2 separate regions of the Homo sapiens genome follow, and region 2 is linked to region 1. Evidence: read pairs that join two places in POLR2A ChIA-PET (ENCODE). Cell type or tissue: B cell. All regions are shown on one strand. Each heading gives the region's core, and the rest is flanking DNA. Links, peaks and the distances in the headings are about the cores only.

Region 1 (10,755 bases), core at 3,147-8,146:
AAATAAAACAGATGCAAAATCTTCTCTTCTGTGGGGTGAGTGAATACATAGTTATAAGCTCCTTCCCCAAGAGAATTTAGATCTTTTAACATGTAGGCCAGGAGGCTGCTCCATGGTGCTGTCCCAAACTTTCTCAGTAGTTAAGAGCCATGCACCCTATAGAGGTTTAGAAAGAAAACAATACTATGAAAGGGAGCTTATTCTCCTTGGCTTTTCTTGAAATAATGATCTCTGTCAAGCCTCAACTATTAAAATGAATTGTATTTTGATTAATTACCTTTATTCTGTTAAAAAAATAAATGACCAAAGTATGTGTTTATATATGCAGAGATGTATAATATACATGTGTGTGTGTGTGTATCTCATTTGTGTTTGTGTGTATACACCAAGACTGAAAGAGCCAGCTGTTTTAGCCATTTATATTTGGGGGATGGGTGGGTAATACAGTAAGTTCTGTTGAAAGGAAATTATGGGAGAGAATCTGATATCCTGAATCTTTCAACAAGACAGGGTTCAGAGGGCAAGTGTGGAAATAAACTTAGAAACCAGCTTCTTGTTTCTAGATCAGTTTTTAAAAGTAAGCCTATAATGTGAACTCTTTTTGGAAGTCGGGTTTTGCTGCTGTTGTTTGGGGCTTTTTGTTTGCTTGCTTGCTTGGTTTTCTAAGTTAATTTTTCTTCCATAATTCAATTGGAAAATGCATATGAATGGGGTATTGTTAAGATTCCTTTCCATCAAAATCACCATATTCAGCAAACCCCCCCAATACTTTCAATAACCAGTTTGCAGAATTGATATTCTTCTCCCTTCCCAGTTTTTCCCTGCAACTTGAAAACTACAAATATAGAAATTATCACTTGAATCTATGCAGGATAATTGATTGTGAAGTCAGACAACCTCTGTTATTAGCAGACTCACTTAAAAGCTGGAAACCCTCCTGGATAAATTACTTTTAAGTGACTATGTGGGCTCCATGAAGGGGAAATGACTGCTGGTGCAGAACATGCGGAATCTGTCTCAGCGATGTGGCCCAGGAAATTGCAGAACCCAGTTGTGGAGCTAATTAGTAGATATGTGGATGCATGAAAACTATAGTCACAGGAGCTTGTACTTACACAAAACATCCTGACTTGCCACATAGTAGAACTCAACAAAATGGCCCAACTAGTACAGAAAGATGTGGAGCAACATATGGACTTTTTTTTTTTTAAACTTTAAGTTTTAAATAAGTATAGATCCATTGAAACCACAATAATGCCAACACCATTGCTTTTTTTTTTTTTTTTTTGAGACAGAGTCTCGTTCTGTAGCCCAGGCTGGAGTGCAGTGGCATGATCTTGGCTCATTGCAACCTCTGCCTCCCAGGTCCTGGTTCAAGCAATTCTCCTGCCTCAGCCTCCCGAGTAGCTAGGATTATAGGCACGCGCCACCATGCCCAGCTAATTTTTGTATTTTTAGTAGAGACGGGGTTTCACCCTGTTAGCCAGGCTGGTCTTGAACTCCTGACCTCATGATCTACCCGCCTTGGCCTTCCAAAGTGCTGGGATTACAGGCGTGAGCCACCGCGCCCGGCCAGCTATTGTTCTTTAGAATAGCTTTTCCATGTATAAACCTAGAATTGTTTTTAAAACTATATTTTAAAAGTAAAATATAGTTTTCTGAGTCTTGGTTTGTATTCTCTGGATCCAAAATTATGCCAATTAAGTTGCAGTAGGAAATATGCCACATACATACTAGAGCTGACATTAAATGCTCCTGATTCCATATGGAACACTTAATTCTACCCCTCCAAACACACTGTCACCAATACTAAACTGTCCCATGATTTGCCTCACTTATCTTATCTAGTTAATGAAGAAACTAACTGTGAATTGCTAATGGCTATACTGAAAGAGTAGAAAATAAAAATCCTATATTTTATTATTACTTTAATGCTAGTATTCCTTTGTTTTTGTTTTGATTTTTTTCTGATATGCTGTTTGTCTATATACAATATTTGCTTCTTCAAAGGCATGTTATGAATGTTGGAAGTAACTCCTGGGCAGAATGACACCTAAGGCAAACCAGCCAGTGTTTCCTCATCTTACCTTTTAAGACATACAGCAAGTGGTTCCACACTCTTTTGATAAGTACATCCTCAATCTGGTAATCATAGAATCTTAGTGAAGAAAAATCTTAAAGGTCATCTAGTCCAATGTCACACCCAGTACAAGAATCCTATTTGCTTGAAAAAATCCTTCCTTTGTAAAAATGAAATGTCTAAGGCAATTTTCTCTTAATATACTCAGTGGAAGGGGGAAACATCTGGACACCTTTTTCTTTATAAGAACTCTTTCTATACTTAAACACCATTTATTTTCTTCCTTCAATCTTCTTTTCTTTTAGTTAAATAGCCTACTTTCATCGCTCTTCAGAGATGTGATTTTCCATGCTTTTAATCATTTCAATTGCTTTCCACATCCTCTGAACATGCAGAAGCACAACCTAGGCATGGCAGCTGAATGAGAGCTTTGCTAGTATCTTATTAATGCTGAATATGGTGACTCAGTTTTTAATGCCAGGCTCTTGTTAACGTAGCCTAGCATCATGTTAGATTTTGGAGTGTTTTTTTCTTTAACATAATTGACTCTTTACTTCAAATTTTCATGCTATCAATTTTTTTTTTTTTTTTTTTGAGACAGAGTCTCGGTCTGTTGCCCAGGCTGGAGTGCTGTGGCACGATCTCGGCTCACTGCACACTCCACCTCCTGGGTTCATGCCTTTCTCCTGCCTCAGCCTCCCGAGTAGCTGGGACTACAGGTGTGCAGCGCCATGCCCAGCCCATTTTTTCGTACTTTTAGTAGAGACGGGGTTTCACCATGTTGGTCAGGATGGTCTCGATCTCCTGACCTCGTGATCCACCTGCCTCGGCCTCCCAAAGTGCTGGGATTATAGGCGTGAGCCACCGGGCCCGGCCCAAAAAATATTTTTAACATTAACTTATTTAAAATAAAAATCCTCAGATTATTTAAGATGATCTTTTTAAAGGTAAAAACCAGCCTCTACAGGGTTTTAGCAATATTTAATTACAGATACCACACACAGTTGGTAATACACCCTATTATTGGTCCCAAGTTTCCAGAATTCTGTATGTATATTATCATGCTCTCTGGAACCAAAGAAAAGGAAAGGTACCTTCTGTAGATTTCTGGAATTCTTAGCTGAAGCTGACATTCCTATCTTTTTAGTAGCTTGTAGCCTCCATGGGGCTGTGGATCCCAGAAGTTGTTGAATTCTCAGATGTGCTGGTATTTGACTCAGGAGTTTGGGTTATAAGTGACAGAGTGCACATTCAAATTGACATAATAAGCCTGGGTGTGGTAGCTCATGCCTGTAATTCCAGCACTTTGGGAGGCTAAGGCAGGAGGATGGCTTGAGGCCAGGAGTTTGAGACCAGATTGGGCAACATAGTGAGACCCCATCTCTACAAAAAATAAAAAATTAGCTGGATGTGGTGGCATACACCTCTTGTCTTAGCTACTTGGGAAGCTAAGGTGGGAGGATCACTTGAGCCTAGGAGTGTGAAGTTATAGTGTGCTATGATCATGCCACTGCACTCCAGCCTGGGCAACAGCAAAAGACCCTGTCTCAAAAAATATATACATAAATAAAAATAAAAAGTGACATAATATACAAAATAACTGGTAGGGCTGGGGATAGATTTAACGGGTTGTATGACCAAGGTAGCTGAACTTGAGTGGTCAAATGATGATGAGAACCAGTCTCTCTCCATCTTTCAGCTCTTCCTTGCAGTGTGTTGTTAGTCTTAGGCAGGCTTCTCCAAAGTGGTGGCTACAGGCTTTCACTGTACCAATTTAGTGACCCTAGCTTACAGAGGCTCCTCTTCCCCAGAAGGCTCGGCCAAATTCTTATGGTTGGATTCTCACATGCTCAGCTTCGGTTACATATTCATTTCTAAACCAAGCACTGAAACTCGTTTGGTCTGACCCAAGTTCAGAGACAACCTCTAGAGTTGGAGGATGGGGTCAGTTCCATGTGAACCACATAGATGGAGAAGAAAAATTGAAGTTCTGTTTCCAAAAGCCAGGGGAGCTGGACAGGGGAGAACACAGGGTTCTTCTATTCATAGCTCCCTCAGTGTCTCCTCATGGCTGTCAAGGAATCCACAAATGGTATAGTCCATTATATGGAGTATGGAATCACTAAAGGCTTGAAGAACAAATCCACTGGCTAGCTTTGTGACTACTGGCTCATTACCAGCACAAGACCTTAAACACTTAAGGACAATGGAAGCACTGCCTAGCAATGCACAGGAGAAAAGTTTGTTGGGTTGAAATGAAAGGAGGGGTGGAGAAAGGGTTAAGAAGATACAGTACTTTCTGTGTAATTTCAGGGAGCAAAACCTAAGAATTAGAGAAATTGTTCCCATAGATCTAAGAAAAAGCATATATTTAAAGCCTGTAATGAGCATTTCTTTGTGTCCTGGTTCAGTAATGTTCTGATCAAAATTTTGCAGTGACTTTAGGGCAGCTTAGTAAAACAGGCAGAGTGGCAATAGAACAAGGCTGCATAAAGGTACCTGAGGTATATAGGAAGGGAAGAAGGGACAGAGGGTTCCATAGGGAAGTGAGTGCCTATGGGACTCTAGGCAGAGGTAGGTTAGCTGTTCCAGTAAATCACCTACCTTTTGACAGTGATTTAAAGGGTTTCTTGCTGAATGATAGTAAAATAAATACGTATTAGTGAATAACTAGAAGACAAAATCCTATTCTGAAACACAAATACTGTGCTGAAATGTACCAGGATCGTGTTTACTAAGGCACAGTGATTAAATTTTAAATTCCAGTTTATTTTTCCTTTTATAGTCACAGATATTCCTTTGTACTTATAAGTTGACTTTAATTTATGAATATTATATACTTTTTTTTAATAATACCTTCTCGAAGATTAATATCTACTCATAATGGTTAGAACTTGAAATAATTACAGTCTGTTTACCTTTGGCTCCTTGTTGAATCTTAAGTTAATTATAAAAATATTTGTAAGAAATAAAAATAACCTCATTGGGTAATATGGTCATTGATATTAAAAGCAAAAGGGAACCAGGAAATTTAGTTGGATTCCCAGAGGAGTCTTTGGCTGAGAAAGGTTTGGGAAGCACCACACTAGCTAGATGCCTCCAAGCGTAATATACTCTTGGCCTAAGCGTAGAAGGAGAAAGCAGTAGACAGAAAAAGGGGAAATGGAACAACTCTTTGTTAAAAAAAAAAAAACAACAAAAAAAAACAAACTGAAGAATAGCATTTTTATTCTCTGTGTGCTCTGGAGGAAATTTATACACAATCCCTCACCCCTCTCCACCAAAAAAATGTGGCGGGAGGTCAAACTAATGACACTGAGAAAAATATCTGACATCATCAGATTGATAGTTTAAGAACTATGGCAGAAATACTTTAAATCTATTAAAATTTTAGTTTTCTAAAACAGATAAAATTAAGATACACACCCTTACCTCTAAAATCAAGTGTGAAACATGTTTGCTGGATATCTTCCTGTGTGCCCCTCTAGATTTACTCACAATCATTCTTCACCTGCTCTCTGCCCTGGGACCTGGCCTGTGTGTGTCACATCAACAGGACTCTCCTGGGTTGGGCCACTGGGGTGCACCGGTAGGAGATTTGAAGGAGCAGAGTGATGTTGGGCTATGGACTGGCTGTGCCTCTTGATGGAAGGTCTCAGATCCTGCTAGGCAGTCTTTTCCACACAGCCCCCTCTATCTCCTTGCTTCCAGAAACCAGCCTGTTCCCTCACCTTCTCAATCTAGGGGCACTAATGGAGCCCCACTGTAATTAGCCTCGGAATACTAAAGTGCACCATCTCTTTCCTGATGGCATCCTGGCTGACACAATATGTAATATTTTAGGTTGAAAAAAATGTAATTAGGTTATAGAAAAAGTTCTAGTGGCAACCTGTGCTCATTTTATGTCTACTCCTAACATTTACTACTATTTGTATTAGAGTTGAGTGTGGGCCAAGCCTAGGCATAAGGAGGTTTATAATCAAAAGCCTTTAGTTCTCTGTTCATGATCTAGTCATAGATACAGACTGGGCTGGAAGAAGAACTACTTGGCTTTTATTACATTGACACAAGCCCAACTTTCCTCAAACCCCTACATGTCCTTACAACCTGTCACCCTTTCTTTTTACTGGGTAGTAGTGGGGCAAATAGCACTGTGAGTAAGAGGGTCCAGGATGGTACTAAACACACAGTAAGTTTACTTGGGGAAACATGTTTTACTTAAAGAATAATAACATTGGCCGGGCTTGGTGGCTCATGCCTGTAATCCTAGCACTCTGGGAGGCCGAGGCAGGTGGATCACCTGAGGTCAGGAGTTCAAGACCAGCCTGACCAACATGGAGAAACTCCGTCTCTATTAAAAATACAACATTAGCCGGGTGTGGTGGTGCATGCCTGTAATACCAGCTACTCGGGAGGCTGAGACAGGAGAATTGCTTGAACCTGGGAGGCGAAGGTTGCAGTGAGCCGAGATTGCACCATTGCACTCCAGCCTGGGAAACAAGCGTGAAACTCCGTCTCAAAAAAAAAAAAAAAAAAAGAAAAGAAAAAGAATAACAACATTATTCAATTAGTATTTAATAAAAGATGAAAATAAATTGTTACAACTAAGCACCTCAACAGCAAGAACCATGTCTTACCATTTTTCCATTCCCCAGACCTAGCACAGAGCTTGACACTTAGTAGAGAGCCATTAAAAAACACTCAGATAAATTACAGTGTTAAGTTCTAAGGTACAATAGGATGGTCAGTGCTATGGGTGGTGACAGTTGTGTATACTGAGTGTATATTTATGCCTGGGTTCCCTTTCACTGTTCTTAATAGAACATCATCGATGTCTCCCTTGGTGTGGTATTTAGCCTATTTTGGGTCCTGGAAAGGTTTGGGAAGCACCACGCTAACTAGATGCCTCCAAGTGTAATATACTCTTGGCCTAAGCGTAGAAGGAGAAAGCAGTAGACAGAAAAAGGGGAAATGGAACAACTCTTTTTAAAAAAAAAAAAAATGAGAATGTGATGAAACAATATACCTACACACCAAAAGATAAGTCAAGGACGAAAGATAAAAAAATACTCTTAATCAAGATGTTCTACATCATACTGAAGCAGATATAGTCCCTGTGCAATAAAAGGGCGGGGCATGAAGTACTCTATGAGGAATCTGAAGAAGTTCATTCCAGTTCAGACTTCACAAAAATATAACCTAGAGAAACTTAATTTCTTTATCCAAACCCCCAACTTCTGATAATGGGTACCTATGATGGTGGTTGTTGATAATGATAGCTCTCACTACAGGCCAGGCATTGTGCTAAGTGTTTTACATATTTTAATGCATTTAACCCTCAAAAACATATCTTAACTCACTTAATCCTTATTAGGTAGGTACTACTATTATCCTCATTTTAAACATTAAGAAGTTGGACACAAGGAGGATTAGCAGACTGCTCAAGATCATAAAAGTAGTTAGTGAAGGAGGCAGCATTAGACCCAGGTTGTCCCACTCAAAGGCCTGAGCTCATACCTGCTCCTAACTACCTCACTCCACTAATGGAATTTATTAAAACATACTCGTTGAGGAGCTAATGGAGTGTAAGGCACTGTGTTAGTTGCTGTGGGAGACTCAGAGACATATACAACAGAGTTTTCCCTGAAGAATGCATAAATGCTAGGGGAGGGGATAGCCGGGTAAAGCCTCATTTGCATTAATAATACCACATGGTACAGGTGAGGAATAACTGGGGGTGAGCATCAGCACTACCGAAGTAAAGCATGAGTAGATAAGTCAAAAGCAGCCTAGGAGGTGATATAAACCTCCAGAGAAAAGGATACTTCAACAGGAATCCAGAGACTTTGAAAAACTAATGGTAGGGATGAAAATTTGAAGGAACTAGGTGAAAAAATAGTCACACTCTAGAAAAAAACTTTATATTCAACATTAATATACAACATGAAACACAAAAGTTTCTATCTTAAGTATATTATTTACATAACATAAAAGGAAAAAAGTTCTAGAGAGGTCTTTCAGATCATTAGAAGATGCCACTTGAAAGCCAGAGCACGTGCAGACTGAGCCCCGGCCAGTCCTGGTTCTTGATCTTGTCATGTGCTGGGCTGTGTGCCAGGTGTCAGAGATAAAGAGATAGGGTACCTACCCTCAAGAAGCATACAGTTTATTGGGAAAGACAAACTACTGTGCAATTTACTATAAAATGTTTTGGTGCCCATGACAGCAGGGGATGAATAGAGTCTATGAGATGAGGCCTGGATGGCTCATCAAGTGTCATCCCTGCCCAGATGTGCGGGTTGGGTATAGATGGTTTGTTGAATCTACTTGGGCTCAAATGGTCCATTCTAACACTGAGTGGACTTTAGAATGTAAAACAAGAGATTACTTGAGAACCACCCAAACAGCACTGTAAGTAAACTACATACCATTTATTAATATGCCAGGCACTTATAAAATAAATTATAGCATGTACACCTGTGAGTGTGGCTTTATTTATAATCCTCTAAGAGGTTTAACTTTTTAGAGATTGGAGGTACCTGTCTTAGCTTTTATTCTCAGCTTCTTTCCTACTGTTCTTGGCTGTCTTTTAGCTTCTAAGGACTCACAATGGTATGCCCTGTTCAACAGGTCCGCTGGGCTCTTTCTGCATGCTCTCATGGAATCTGAATATCATGCTTGAAGGTGAAGCTTGAACTCCAGAAAAATGCCTCCACTCCCGCTTCCATTCTCTGTGTGTGAAGCATCAGTGCATCACTTTCTCTGATGCAGGGCTGGGCTTCCCCAGGAGTCTCACTCTGTCATTCAGGCTGGAGTGCAGTGGCACGATCTCAGCTCACTGTAACCTCCGCCTCCCAGGTTCATGCGATTCTCCTGCCTCAGCTTCCGGAGTAGTTGGGATTACAGGTGCCTGCCACCACACCCAGCTAACTGTTTTTCTATTTCTAGTAGAGATGGGGTTTCACCATTTTGATCAGGCTGGTTTTGAACTCCTGGCCTCAAGTGATCCACCTGCCTTGGCCTCTCAAAGTGTTAGGATTACAGGCCTGAGACACCATACCTGGCCCCTAGTTCTTTCTTGTTTGTACTGTGCCTCCTGTCTGGATGGCCTCCCAGTTCCCTAAGGAACACCACCCTTAGCTGCCAAGGCCTCAGACTCAATGCCCAGTGAGGTCACAAGTGGGGGCTCAGCCCAGTATCCAGTACATAATAAGCACTGAGTAAAGGTTTGCTGAATGATGAAGGAACAAATAAATGAATGCTCACATCTTCAGGTCTCTAAGAAACCCTGCCCTCAGCCACTAGCAGCAGTACCTAGCTGCCACCGACTAACTGTCCAGCCTGTAGCTAATACCAGTCTCATCCTGGATACTTCCTCCCTACAATCTGCTCTCACTCCCAGATCCCATGGTCTCCCTGGGCGCTCCTGTCTTTGGGTCAGGAAGGCATATTTATTTTGTCCCTGTGTTCTCCTTGGGGGAAAAACAGCTCTGGGCTGAGTGCTGCTGGGAAGGCTGCCCCTAGAAACAAGAGATGTTTTCCCTCTGTGTGTGTTCTTGCTTCGCCTTTTGAAATTCTCATAGTCACGAATCTACTGGTCAAGGTTATTAACACCACACATCTAACAAACATCTAACTGTCCCTTTTTAACCAACCGTTCAAGGTGCTAGCTAAAAGCATTCCTGGTAATTACACAAAGCCAATGCCTTAAGCTTTCTGCTTGTAGGCAGCCCTCCTTTCACCTCACAGTCAAATCCCAGTAGACTCCCCAACATTCCCCTAACTTAAAGGTGGCTATCTCTACCCAGGCCTGTCCTAGCTTTTAGGTTCCTAATAGTCCAACACAAAGCAAGGAGACAATGGCCTTTCCACAGAGTGCATCTGTGAGGCCTGGAGGGGAAGATTCTCTCAGGTGCCACTTAGCTCTAGGCCAACTATTTCCTAATCTGCAAAAGCTCAAATCAGCCAATCAAAACACATGGATAGAGTACCACTTATGCACAAGGCATGGGAATGATACACAACCATCAGAAATGCAGGCCTCACTCCTCAAAAGAAGCTTATGAATGAGAGAAAGGCTTTTTAAATAAAAACCTAGTATTACAGGGCCATACATCCTGACAGTCAATATGAAGCAAAGGCAGCAAAAGCAACTGAAACATGTGGAAGGGATGGGGAAGGAAATTTGGATGGCAGTTGGAATGGGAAATAATTGGTCAGTTTGGCCAAAATACAGGTGAGAAGAGATCCATCAAGCTGGACTAATTGTCAAAATCCTTGAGTGAAATTATGTAATATGCTCTCTTATAGGCCTTCAAACTGCCAGTCAGATTTATTTTGGACCCCTTCAAGATACCATACAGAAGTCGAACATAGTTCTTCATGCATGAATTAAAAGAAAAACACTATTATTATTTCTTCCTTCATTTTATACATTTATTTAATCTAGTGCTTACTACATGCTAAGCACTGTTCTAAGTGTATTATAAATATTAAGTCATTGTGTTGGGCGCAGTGGCTATGGCTGTAATCCCAGCACTTTTGGAGGCTGAGGCAGGTAGATCCCCTGAGCTCAGGAGTTTGAGACCAGCCTGGGCAACATGGTGAAACTCCACCTCTACCAAAAATACAAAAATTAGCCAGGTGTGGTCCCAGCTACTCAGGAGGCTGAAGTG
Region 2 (10,755 bases), core at 3,053-8,052, 290 kb before region 1:
GCAGCTAGTGCAGAAGTGAGCAAGGCTCTTCTTTCATGGAAGGTTCTTATCAGAAACCAGAGCTGTCTGGAGGGACACAGTGAGTCAGATTACAACAGCTACCCATGGTGGGGACAGGTCAGAAGGGGTCACGCAGAGGCTGTAGGGAAGGTTGCTATTCTTAGGCCCCTACTATCTCAGGCGTCTGCTGACTCACTTGGGAATCTCTGGACTCCTGGGTAGATCCAGTCCAATAACCTGCCTAGTTCTTGGGTAAGCCTGTATTGCCTTTAATGATAATAAATAACAAGAAAATATAGACTTTTTCTCTAAAAGAAAGATGCAATATCATGTTTAAGCCTATGCAAGAGGAAGGGTAAGGAGGTCTGATTCCCAGAGAAGCATCAATCTTACCTCAGATCTTGGAAAGACTCCTGGAAGGAAAGGGAGAGAGAGAGAGGCTAACCCCGGGGTAGTGGCCCTGGAGGCTTTGGTACTGAGTCACAACATGGGTAGGGGAAAGGTACATTATATTTGGGGCAAGGATCAAGTGAAAGTCTAGGAAAAACATCAACCTTGGAGACTGAATAGGCTTGCCACATTAGAAGCCTCAAAAGGGGACTTAAGTGTCCCTTTGATTAAGGAGAAGACAGAAAAGGTGCACTATGCAGAAAATAACCTCCTCAGGAAGGCAAGTACGTTTAATGGGTTTTCACAGAAAGGTGGGAGACCATTTCATTTTCCCTTTCTTAGGACAGGGATCTGGGGATGTTTGCCTGAGAGGTTATATGTTCGTTGTGGCCTAATGTCTTTCAGAGTAGACTGTCACCAACTCTTTGACTCCTCCTGCTCATGGATTCCTTCCACCATACCTTTGGTTTCCATTTCTAAATGTGCTTCAGCCTGGGGGAGGCTGCAGTAAATGACTCTGTCTAACTTGCTTCCTTGACCTTAGGACTAACCTTTTAAAACTCATGACTTTTCCTTCTTTATTTAAAATCTCTATCTTTTAACTTTTTTTTTTCTTTTTTTTTTTGAGATGGAGTCTCACTCTGTCACCCAGGCTGGAATGCAGTGGTGCGATCTCACTCACTGCAAGCTCCACCTCCCAGGTTCACGCCATTCTCCTGCCTCAGCCTCCTGAGTAGCTGGGACTACAGGCGCCTGGATAATTTTTTTGTATTTTTAGTAGAGATGGGGTTTCACCGTGTTAGCGAGGATGGTCTCGATCTCTGGACCTCGTGATCCACCCACCTCAGCCTCCCAAAGTGCTGGGATTACAGGCGTGAGCCACCACGCCCAGCCTTTTAACTTTTTAATTTACTCATTCTATTGATTTGTCTTTCTAGTTAAAAAATAAAAAAATAAATCTTCTCCAGGGAGCATGTGTCAGGAGGGAAAAGAGTCCCTTGTGTGTTAAGCCCTACTGGCTAGGGTTAAAAGCTGAGTTGCTTGTGTGAACTTGACCTTGAGCATGATCCCCAAATGATAGTTGTCTCTACGTGAGTGGTCTTTATCTGGCCTCCTCCTCTCTTAGCACTGACCAGGCTATATCTGTGGCTAAGACCTAGAGGAAAAGACTTGGGTTAGCCTGTGAAGCAGAGCAGCTGAGCTAGGAATTCTAAGAATGGGGGACAAAAGAAAAAAAAAGGTAGGGAAGGTGGAGGGGGCACTTCTTTCCTCAGGTCTGCTGTTATGGTACAGCCTCCTGAATTTGAGTTTCTCAAGTAGTCAGGGCTAGGCTCAAGTTGTCAGGGCTAGGCTAAGGGCAAACTGAGGCTAGAGTCAGTAAAGTGATCTGCCTATGGTCTTACAATTACTGGGCAGTAGATGGTTTACATTTAGAGGCAGCATCAACAACCCTGTAGTATCAGTTAGAATTCTGGTGGGGAAAAAGAGGAGAATTTAATGAAGGGATTATTTATCAAGCTATGGACAGGATTTAGGGGAACTAACAAAGGAAGGTGCAATACTTTAAGCTTAATCACATTGAAGAGGCATTACCCTCCCTAAATCCAAAGGGTCAAGAGGAAGGAATAGTTAGGAGAATCCACAGAGAGTACCTGTAAGGAGAGGGCCTCCCAATAGGATGGTGACAGTGCAACTTTTGGTAGAGGGGCAAAACTAATTCACAGTGATTTGACAGGAAAGGATCTAGGGGAATAAACATCCTTTCTGTCTTGTAGTTTCCTGTTTGTGTCTCTTTTTGCCTGAGCACAACTAGAAACTAGAGGTCAATGGTGCCCCATTGATGCAATCTAGACAGGTTGACAGGCCAAAGGGTGGCGAGTGAATCTGGAGAGCAAATGTAAGATAGCCAGCCACCTGGGAACACAGATGAGATTTGTTTGTAGTAATTTCCAAAATTTTTTGCCTCTGTCTCCATTGCCATACCTGTTCCTGCATGGCTTGCAGATGCTAGAGTTTTTCTGCTGCTTCCTTATATCTTGGAACCCCCAGCCAGGTTATCAGGTCTAGTTTCTGGGCCTGCCTGCTATCATTCATCATTTCTTTATCAAAACCTGTTCTTAAGATTTTTGCTTCTGGCCATGACAAAGCAACAGGATCCAGATTTACCCTCCCCCTGTATCCCTTGGGATTTGAAGCCAAAGAGGATGACCCCGCAGGCCTGGATGAAAAATATAGAGGTTGGCCTGGCCAACATGGTGAAACCCTGTCTCTACCAAAACTAGAAAACAACAAAATAAATGTACTGACGGCTTCAGATATTGTACAACACACAGTGCAGAACTATGACCCATGAGATAAAGAAAATACATGTGGTAAATGATCATGACAGTTTCTGATTGGAGGCACATTCTGGACTTTACAGCAGGGGAAACAATATCCCAAGCACAGTATGGTAGTCTTGTTAAGTTAAAATACAGAAATGAAGGTCAAGGAGACTGTAGTTGGAAACTGTGGGGCAGAATTCTAGAAAAGAGGGGACCATGTAAAAAAAGCTCCAGAAATCTGCACAAGTGCCCTGTTGAGTGCTTAATACTAAGATGTTCATACCCAGAGTGAAGCTTTGTAAGTCTGGGCAAAGAATGACCAGAAGCTATAAGCTGAAAATTTCAGAGTTCACATGGGATTCTGAGATGTAAAAATATCAACCAGCTTGATCAGCTGGGGCATTTAGTAGAGATCCAATGAGGTTCATATGCAGATAGTAAGACTGAACTATCCCTAGAATAAAAGAAACGTTAGGTTCATTCTAACAAAGCTAAAAACAAGCCTCTAAAGGAATAATCTTATCCATAAGTAACTGCCTGCTGGATAAAAACTCAATACTCCTTAAAGGAGGATTTAAAAATATACAAACATTCAACAATGTAACCTTTAAAATATCCAACATCTAAGCAAAAATTACTAGACTCACCAGGTAGCAGAAAAATGTGACCCATATCAGGAAAAAAGGCAATTAATAGAAACATGCCTGAAAATGACAGAGTTGAAAAGACAGAATGAACAGACAGGCACGTTAAAACAGCTGTTTAAGTAGGCAAAATATACTCCAGGATTTTAAGAAAAACATACATAAAATGAGGAAAGAATGCACTTCTTGTGGTGGAAAAGACAATATCTGAAATGAAAGGTCAGTGGCTGAAATTCAAAGCAAACTAGATGCTACAAGGAGAAAAGTAAAACTGAAAACAGCAATAGGAACTATCCAAAATGAAGCACCAAGAGGAAGAAGACTTCAAAAACAAAACAAAACAAAACAAAAAACCCAGAAATGAACAAAGTCCCATCAATCCTTGAGCAATATCAAGTGGTCTAACATATGTATAATTGAAAAAGAAAAAAGAGGGAGAACAAATTTTTGACAAAAATCAAGGCTGAAAATTTTCCAAATTTGTTAAAAACTATAAATACCACAGATCCAGGAATCACAATGAACCCCAATCAAAATAAGCAAGGGAAATCACACCATCATACCAAAGTACATCATAATAAATTACTAAAATTAGTAATAAAGAGAAAATCTTAAAAGTAGTCTGAAAAAAGCTGTATTTTATAGTGTCATAGAGAGTATAGGAAATACTGCAGACTTCTGATCAAAACAATGCAAGCCAGAAGACAATGGAATACTTTCTTTGATATACTGAATGATACACAAATCAAATTCTGTATCCAGCGATATAATGAAGACTTTTTGAGATAAATGAAAGCTTAGACAATTCACCATCAGCAGATCTACCCTAAAGAAATGTTAACATAAGTTTTTTACAAAGAAGGAAAATAATACTTGGATCTACACAAAAGAATGAAGAGCACCAGAAATGGGAAACATGAGGATAAATATTAAAATTTTTCATTAAAAATTTCTTTAAAATATTAAAGCAAAAATAATAAAGTACTGTAGAGTTCATAACATATGCAGAAATAAAATTTATAGCAGCAATAGCACAAAGGACAAGAGCATGTAGCTAAAAGTCAATGGTCTAGATAAAATGAAATAACAAAAAAGAACCCTCACTTCAAAAGAAGGCAAGGAAAGATGCAAAAGGTAACAAAGAACAGATGGAATGAGTAGAAAACAAATAGTAAGATGACATACCTAAACCAAACATGTATGTTACATGTACTTGTAATTAAATGCAAATGGTCCAAATACCCCAATTAAAGGTCAGGCACTATCAGACTGGATTTAAAAAGCAAGAAATTCATTTTAAATATAAAAACACAAATAGTTTAAAAGTAAAAGAATGAAAAAAGATATGCTGTGCAATGCTTATCACAAGAGAGCTGGAGTAGCTATATTAATAATAAAAAAAGAAGACTTTAGGACAAGGAATAGCACCAGAGATAAAGAGAGACAATTTCATAGTGACAAAAAGGAAAATTTAAGCCAGGTGCAGTGGCTCACGCCTGTAATCCCAGCACTTTGGGAGGCTGAGGCAGGCAGATCATGAGGTCAGGACATCGAGACCATCCTGGCTAACACAGTGAAACCCCATCTCTAATAAAAATACAAAAAATTAGCTGGGCGTTGTGGTGGACGCCTGTAGTCCCAGCTACTCGGGAGGCTGAAGCAGGAGAATGGTGTGAACCCGGGAGGCAGAGCTTGCAGTGAGCAGATATCACGCCACTGCACTCCAGCCTGGGCGACAGAGCGAGACTCCGTCTCAAAAAAAAAAAAGAAAAATTTAAGAAGATTTAACAATTCTAAATGTTTCTGTACCTGCTAACAGAACTTCATAATATATGAATCAAAAACTGACAAAAGTTAAAGAGGAAATAGACAAAACCACAGTCATAGTTTGAATATATACATTTCATCATTCCTCTCTCAAGAATTAATAAAACAAATAGTCAGAAAAATCAGTAAACCAGTAAGGATACAGATGATCCCAGCACTTTGGGAGGCCAAGGCGGGTGGATCACAAGGTCAAGAGATCGAGACCATCTTGGCCAACATGGTGAAATCCCATCTCTACCAAAAATACAAAAATTAGCTGGGCCTGGTGGCATGCAGCTGTAGTCCCAGCTACTTGGGAGGCTGAGGCAGGAGAATCGCTTGAACCCAGGAGGCGGAGGTTGCAGTGAGCTGAGATCATGCCAGTGCACTCCAAGAAAGCTAGGTCAATTGCTCATATGACTAGCATTTCTACTCCTAGGTATGTACCCAAGAGTATTGAAAATCCATGTCCACACACACTGTATATGAATGTTCATAGCAGCATTATTCATTTTAGCCAGAAAGTGGAAACAACTCAAATGTGCATCAACTGATGAACAGATAAACAAAATGTGGTTTATCCATACCATGGAATATTATTCAGCTATGAAAACAAATGACATTCCAATACATGCTACAACATGGATGAACCTTGAAAACACTATGCTCACTGAAAGAAGCCAAACACAAAAGGTCACATATTGTATAATTCCATTTATATGAAATGTCCAGAATAAGCAAATCCATAGAGATGGATAGTAGAATAGTGGTTGCCAGAGGAAAGGGGAAGGAGGAATGGGGAGTGACTGCCAATGCATATGGAGACTCTTTTGGGGGTGATGAAAATATTCGGAACTAGATAATGGTGATAATTGCACAATTTTGTGAATATACTAAAAATCATGGAATTGTACACTTTAAGAGGGTGAATTTTATGGTATGTCAATTATATCTCAATTAAAAAAATAAGTATTTGGTATAAATGATTTTATGCCCCAGTGTTGATAATGGATAAAGGCTTAATGAGAGACTCTTCTCAGCAATATGGTTCAACTCAGACCAACTCCTCCCTACAAAGGCTACAGAATCTATTTTTTCAAAAAGTCCAGCTCTTAGGACCTTTGTTCTTAGCTGTGGTTGCTACCAGGCTGCCTCTGAGGCCTGAAAAATCGTGTCATAGGCAGTAGAGGTTGAATTTTGTATTTTAGTATCTATGCTTACTTTCCTGCAGTATGAGTTCTTTAAAGTCTATTGCTAACTTGCACTCATAGGCTGAATTGAAAGAATAAAGGATCACAGTGAGGCACTTTACAGTTTATAAAAAAGCATGTTCACATTCACCACTCTTTTGATTTTACGCATTTAGATTTAAATTGGGCGTTCTGAATGGCCACACAACAGCAGGCCCTAAACTCTAGCCCCAACCTCTCTGACTCCAAAAATCGAGTCATTCTTAAAACAACTAAAATGTGCTTCTGAGCAAGTTATGGAGAAATGGGCTGCCACTCGCCCTCCCAAGAATATTATGAAGGCTCTTAGCCATTTAAGGAACAACTTCTGGCCAGGCAGGGTGGCTCACGCCTGTAATCCCAGCACTTTGGGAGGTCAAGGCGGGTGGATCACAAAGTCAGGAGATCGAGACCATCCTGGCTAACACGGTGAAACCCCATCTCTACTAAAAATACAAAAAAACTAGCCGGGTGTGGTGGTGGGCTCCTGTAGTCCCAGCTACTCAGGAAGCTGAGGCAGGAGAATGGCATGAACCTGGGAGGCAGAACTTGCAGTGAGCTGAGATCGTGCCACTGCACTCCAGCCTGGGTGACAGAGTGAGACTCCATCTCAAAAAAAAAAAAAGAAAAAAAGAACAACTTCCACTAACAATCTTTTTTTTTTTGAGACAGAGTTTTGCTATTGTTGCCCAGGCTGGAGTGCAATGGTGTGATCTTGGCTCACTGCAACCTCCACCTCCTGGGTTCAAGCAATTCTCCTGTCTCAGCCTCCCAAGTAGCTGGGATTACAGGCGTGAGTCACCATGCCTGGCTAATTGTTTTGTATTATTAGTATAGACAGGGTTTCACCATGTTGGGCAGGCTGGTCTTGAACTCCTGACCTCAGGTGATCTGCCCACCTTGGCCTCCCAAAGTGCTGGGATTACAGGCGTGAGCCACCACGCCTGGCCTCCACTAACAATCTTATATTGGTCTGCATTATGCAGAATGACCTGGACTATTAGTCATGGGGCAGGCCCAGATGTTAAATAGCTTGGTCCAGTATGCTCACCTCATTAACCATGTGGTTTGTGGGTCCATTTTCACTCCTGCAGGGACACACACACACAAACACACCTCTCTTTACAGCAAGATAAAGAGTCACCTATCTTTTCCCAGCAGTGCTCTGACCAGGGCTGAGTTCCCACTTGCATTTCCTTCCTCCCTCTCTCCCTCCCCCTTCCTCCCTTCCCCTCTCCCTCCTTCCTTCCCTCCCTTCCTTCCTTCTTTCCTTTTTTCCTTCCTTTTTATGGTCAAATATACGTAACATAAAATTTATCACTGTAACCATTTTTAACTGTACTGTTTAGGGGTGTTAAGTACATTCTCACTGATGTCCAGCCATCACCATTATCTATCTCCACAACTTCTTCATCTTGAAAAACAGAAACTTTGTATCCATAAAACATTAACTCCCCGTTCCCCTCTCTCCACCCCAACCTCTGGTAATCACCACTCTACTTTCTGTCTCTGTGAATTTGACTCCTCTAGGTACCTCATGTAAGTGGAATCACACAATATTTGTCCTTTGGCCACTTGTATTCCTTGATGGCAAAGAGTCATCTTGTTCCAGAGCTGGCCCATAGGACCAGGTGTTTCATGTGGTAGCCGGGAAGGATAGCAAGAGGAAGGATAGCAGATTCTGGAGTGCAAACACATCCCCAGACAGAATCAGGAGGGCTCCCCTCATCCTGTCGACAGCTGGAAATTCTTTCTGCTCTTCTACAAGTTGAGTGTTACAAACAGGAGACTTTTCAAGCCCAGTCCCAAACACAGGAATTCGTCCCTCGTCAGTCTGTCTCCTGGGCCCCATTGAGACAGCTGGACTTCCCACGCAAGTGAAAGCATTCAACTGGGAGTGCCTTTTCCTGGGTCAGCCTGTTCCAGCTTACCCTTGAAGGAGACCATCAGCTCCTTAAGAGCAACAGCTATTTTTCTGTCCCAAGTTGTGTAGAATGCAGTGTAGAGCACTTTTAAAATGTCCATTTTGGCTATTAGCAGCAATCAATGCAATCTATACCAGCTCAGGTTGGCATGATAATTTTATTTACTTAGCCAGTCCTTTGAAATTCACAGCAAGGATATGAGCCTTATGCATGATCCTCCCACTGGTTTTCGTACAGGTGAATGAACCGATTCCTTATTGCTGAAAAAAAAAAATCTTACACTGGACTTGGAGTCAGGCCACAGCTAGACTGGAAGCAAGGAGACTGGAAAGCAAACGTGGACCTGACAGGCTCTGTCATGTCCCAGGCCTAATCTGGTGGGAGTCCTGAGAACAGCCTGTGCTGTGTGTGCCCAGGTGCAAAGAATATGTAAACCTTTCTCAAGTGAAAAAGCTTAGCTTTTTCCAAATTCCCATTTGAGACTGCCTGTGCGACTGCACAGTGTGCACACTCATGCAGATAGGTGGAGTCCTATTCAACTTCTACAAAACACACTAATTTGTTGATTTGTTTTATTTCTATATGGTACCTTTCCTCCTAGGAGCTGCAAGGCTTAATAAGCTTCAGCAATCCTTTTACAATAGAGATGCTGCAAGGAGGGCAGAAGCTCTAATCACTCTGCAGAAGACCCAGCTGGAGGAAATGAGATCTCACGTGGGGATCAAGGGTTGTAGGAGTGGGAGGAAGATGTAGAGAAGAAGAACTTTTTCACTGGAGACATTGTAAAACCATGACATCCTTTGCTGAAAGGGACAAGGAAGCAACTTCCCTGGAGGTTCAGAAAGTAGAATTATAGTTGCTGTCGGATGTTAAATGTAGATCTGGAAGTCGTGGTGAAAAACTAGGCTGGGTTACACTGGATGCTCATCCAAAGTCTCTGTTCTGATTCCAGTTGCCCAGTTTGTAGGAGGAAGAGCAGAAGAGAGGACAGTTGAGTGCATCTGTGGAGGGCACATGGAGACACTGGGTAACAGCCTGGGATTCCTTGTTTTTCTGAGCACCACATCAGGTATCAGGAAGGTAGGGCTGGGATGTGAGTCTGCTGCTGACCAGCATTCTGACCTGGGGCTGACTCTGGCCACAGTTCTAACAACTGTGAAATGAGAGAATAAGATCAGATTTAAATGCAACAAACTTTTATTAAAGATGTGTAGGAAACAACATTGAATAATAACTGTTCATGGCCTGCAGGGTTACACAACTAGGGAGATGACACACACACACACACACACACACACACACACACACACACACATATACATTCAGATGTGGTTATAATAGGGAATGAACAGTATTTTAAGGGAAAATGAGGCAGGAGAGAAATTGGTTTCACCTTTGGAGGAGGTAGGCCTTGAGTACGATTGAATAAGGTGCTGATGGGTGGAAATGGATGTAAAGAACAGGAGGTGTCTCTGGAAGATAAAACAGGCGAACAAAAAGAGGGACCAGAAGACTGGGTAGGTGCAGAGGGTCAGTTCTGGGAGTGAGCAGCAGGTGGCTATGGTGTGAGCACAGGTACATATCACATGGCAGGGACTCAGGCAACATCTGCTGAGTGACAAGTGGCGGCAGTGAGGTTGTACGGGAGGACAGGGAGGCCTGTTCCTGGCAGGGGAGCCACATGCATGTGGAGCTCATATGGGTTTCTGAAAGGGAGACAGGCCACTCTGATGGGCTCTGTGTCCAAGGACAGGGAGACCACGGGAAGCGAGGCCCAAAGGCTGAGAGGTAAGGTCCAGGGAGGAGAAGGAAAGGGTTTGAATTCAGATAGCAACACCGGAGTGGGAGGGATCTGAAAAATAGAGCAGAAGCTCCTTCAGGCATCCGGAGGCTGACCAGACATGCAGGGAGACAGAGAAGAAAGAGATGAAGAGAATGCTGGGTTTTGAGCCTGGGCAGTGGGGAGGGTAGAAATACAGAAAGAGACAAACAGCCTCAAGGAGAGGTTTGGGGAGGAGAAGATCAGTTCAATTTCGTGAGAAGTTCTGCAGGGTGTCTAAGCAGAGACGGCCAGCAGAGTAGGCCGGTAGAAATGTGGGGATCTGGGGAGCTGGAAATCGGGGGCTCATGGAAGCACTGGCTGAAGATGTGGACGCGGAGGAGAGAGACAGAAGCGATGTGCTGGGAGAGGAGGCCCGGCCAGCAGAGGAGCAGGTAAAAAGCACGGGGATGGAGAGAAAATGGAAGCCTGGCAGGAAGTCACCAGGAGAACCCATGGAGGGGAGGCAAAGGGTGGGTGGGAAGCCCAGAAACTCTGAGGAGGCAGCTAGGGGGTTGGCTCCTGGGCCACTGAGAATGGCCTTCAGTAGCAGCCGATGGCCAGGGCTGGAGAAGAGGAAGGTGAAAGGACCCAGTGAGAAGTGTGTGATACGGGGGA

The links. Peaks named below come from ENCODE experiments on the same cell type or tissue, not always from the same donor. Only the 100,000 strongest peaks of a DNase experiment are listed, where the experiment ranks them.
Region 2: POLR2A ChIA-PET joins it to region 1 with 9 read pairs; 2 of 35 experiments call an interaction of 5 or more read pairs at or near these places.

What each region holds. Positions count from the first base shown.
Region 1 is chr14:68,321,901-68,332,655 of GRCh38, reverse strand. The region is part of intron 8 of RAD51B (RAD51 paralog B); the gene reads right to left. Among named protein-coding and RNA genes, the nearest start is that of RAD51B-AS1, 360 kb to the left of the region's middle. In B cell, for the core only: no CTCF peak of the experiment used is centred there; DNase peaks (open chromatin) are centred at 5,185 and 6,895; H3K4me3 peaks cover 695 bases; H3K27ac peaks cover 2,781 bases.
Region 2 is chr14:68,609,722-68,620,476 of GRCh38, reverse strand. LOC107984016 (a long non-coding RNA gene) reads left to right here and starts at 9,925. Exons shown (of 3, transcript XR_943973.3): 1 at 9,925-10,532. It also overlaps a transcript of RAD51B not described here. RefSeq lists silencers at 970-1,161, 9,771-10,065. In B cell, for the core only: no CTCF peak of the experiment used is centred there; no DNase peak of the experiment used is centred there.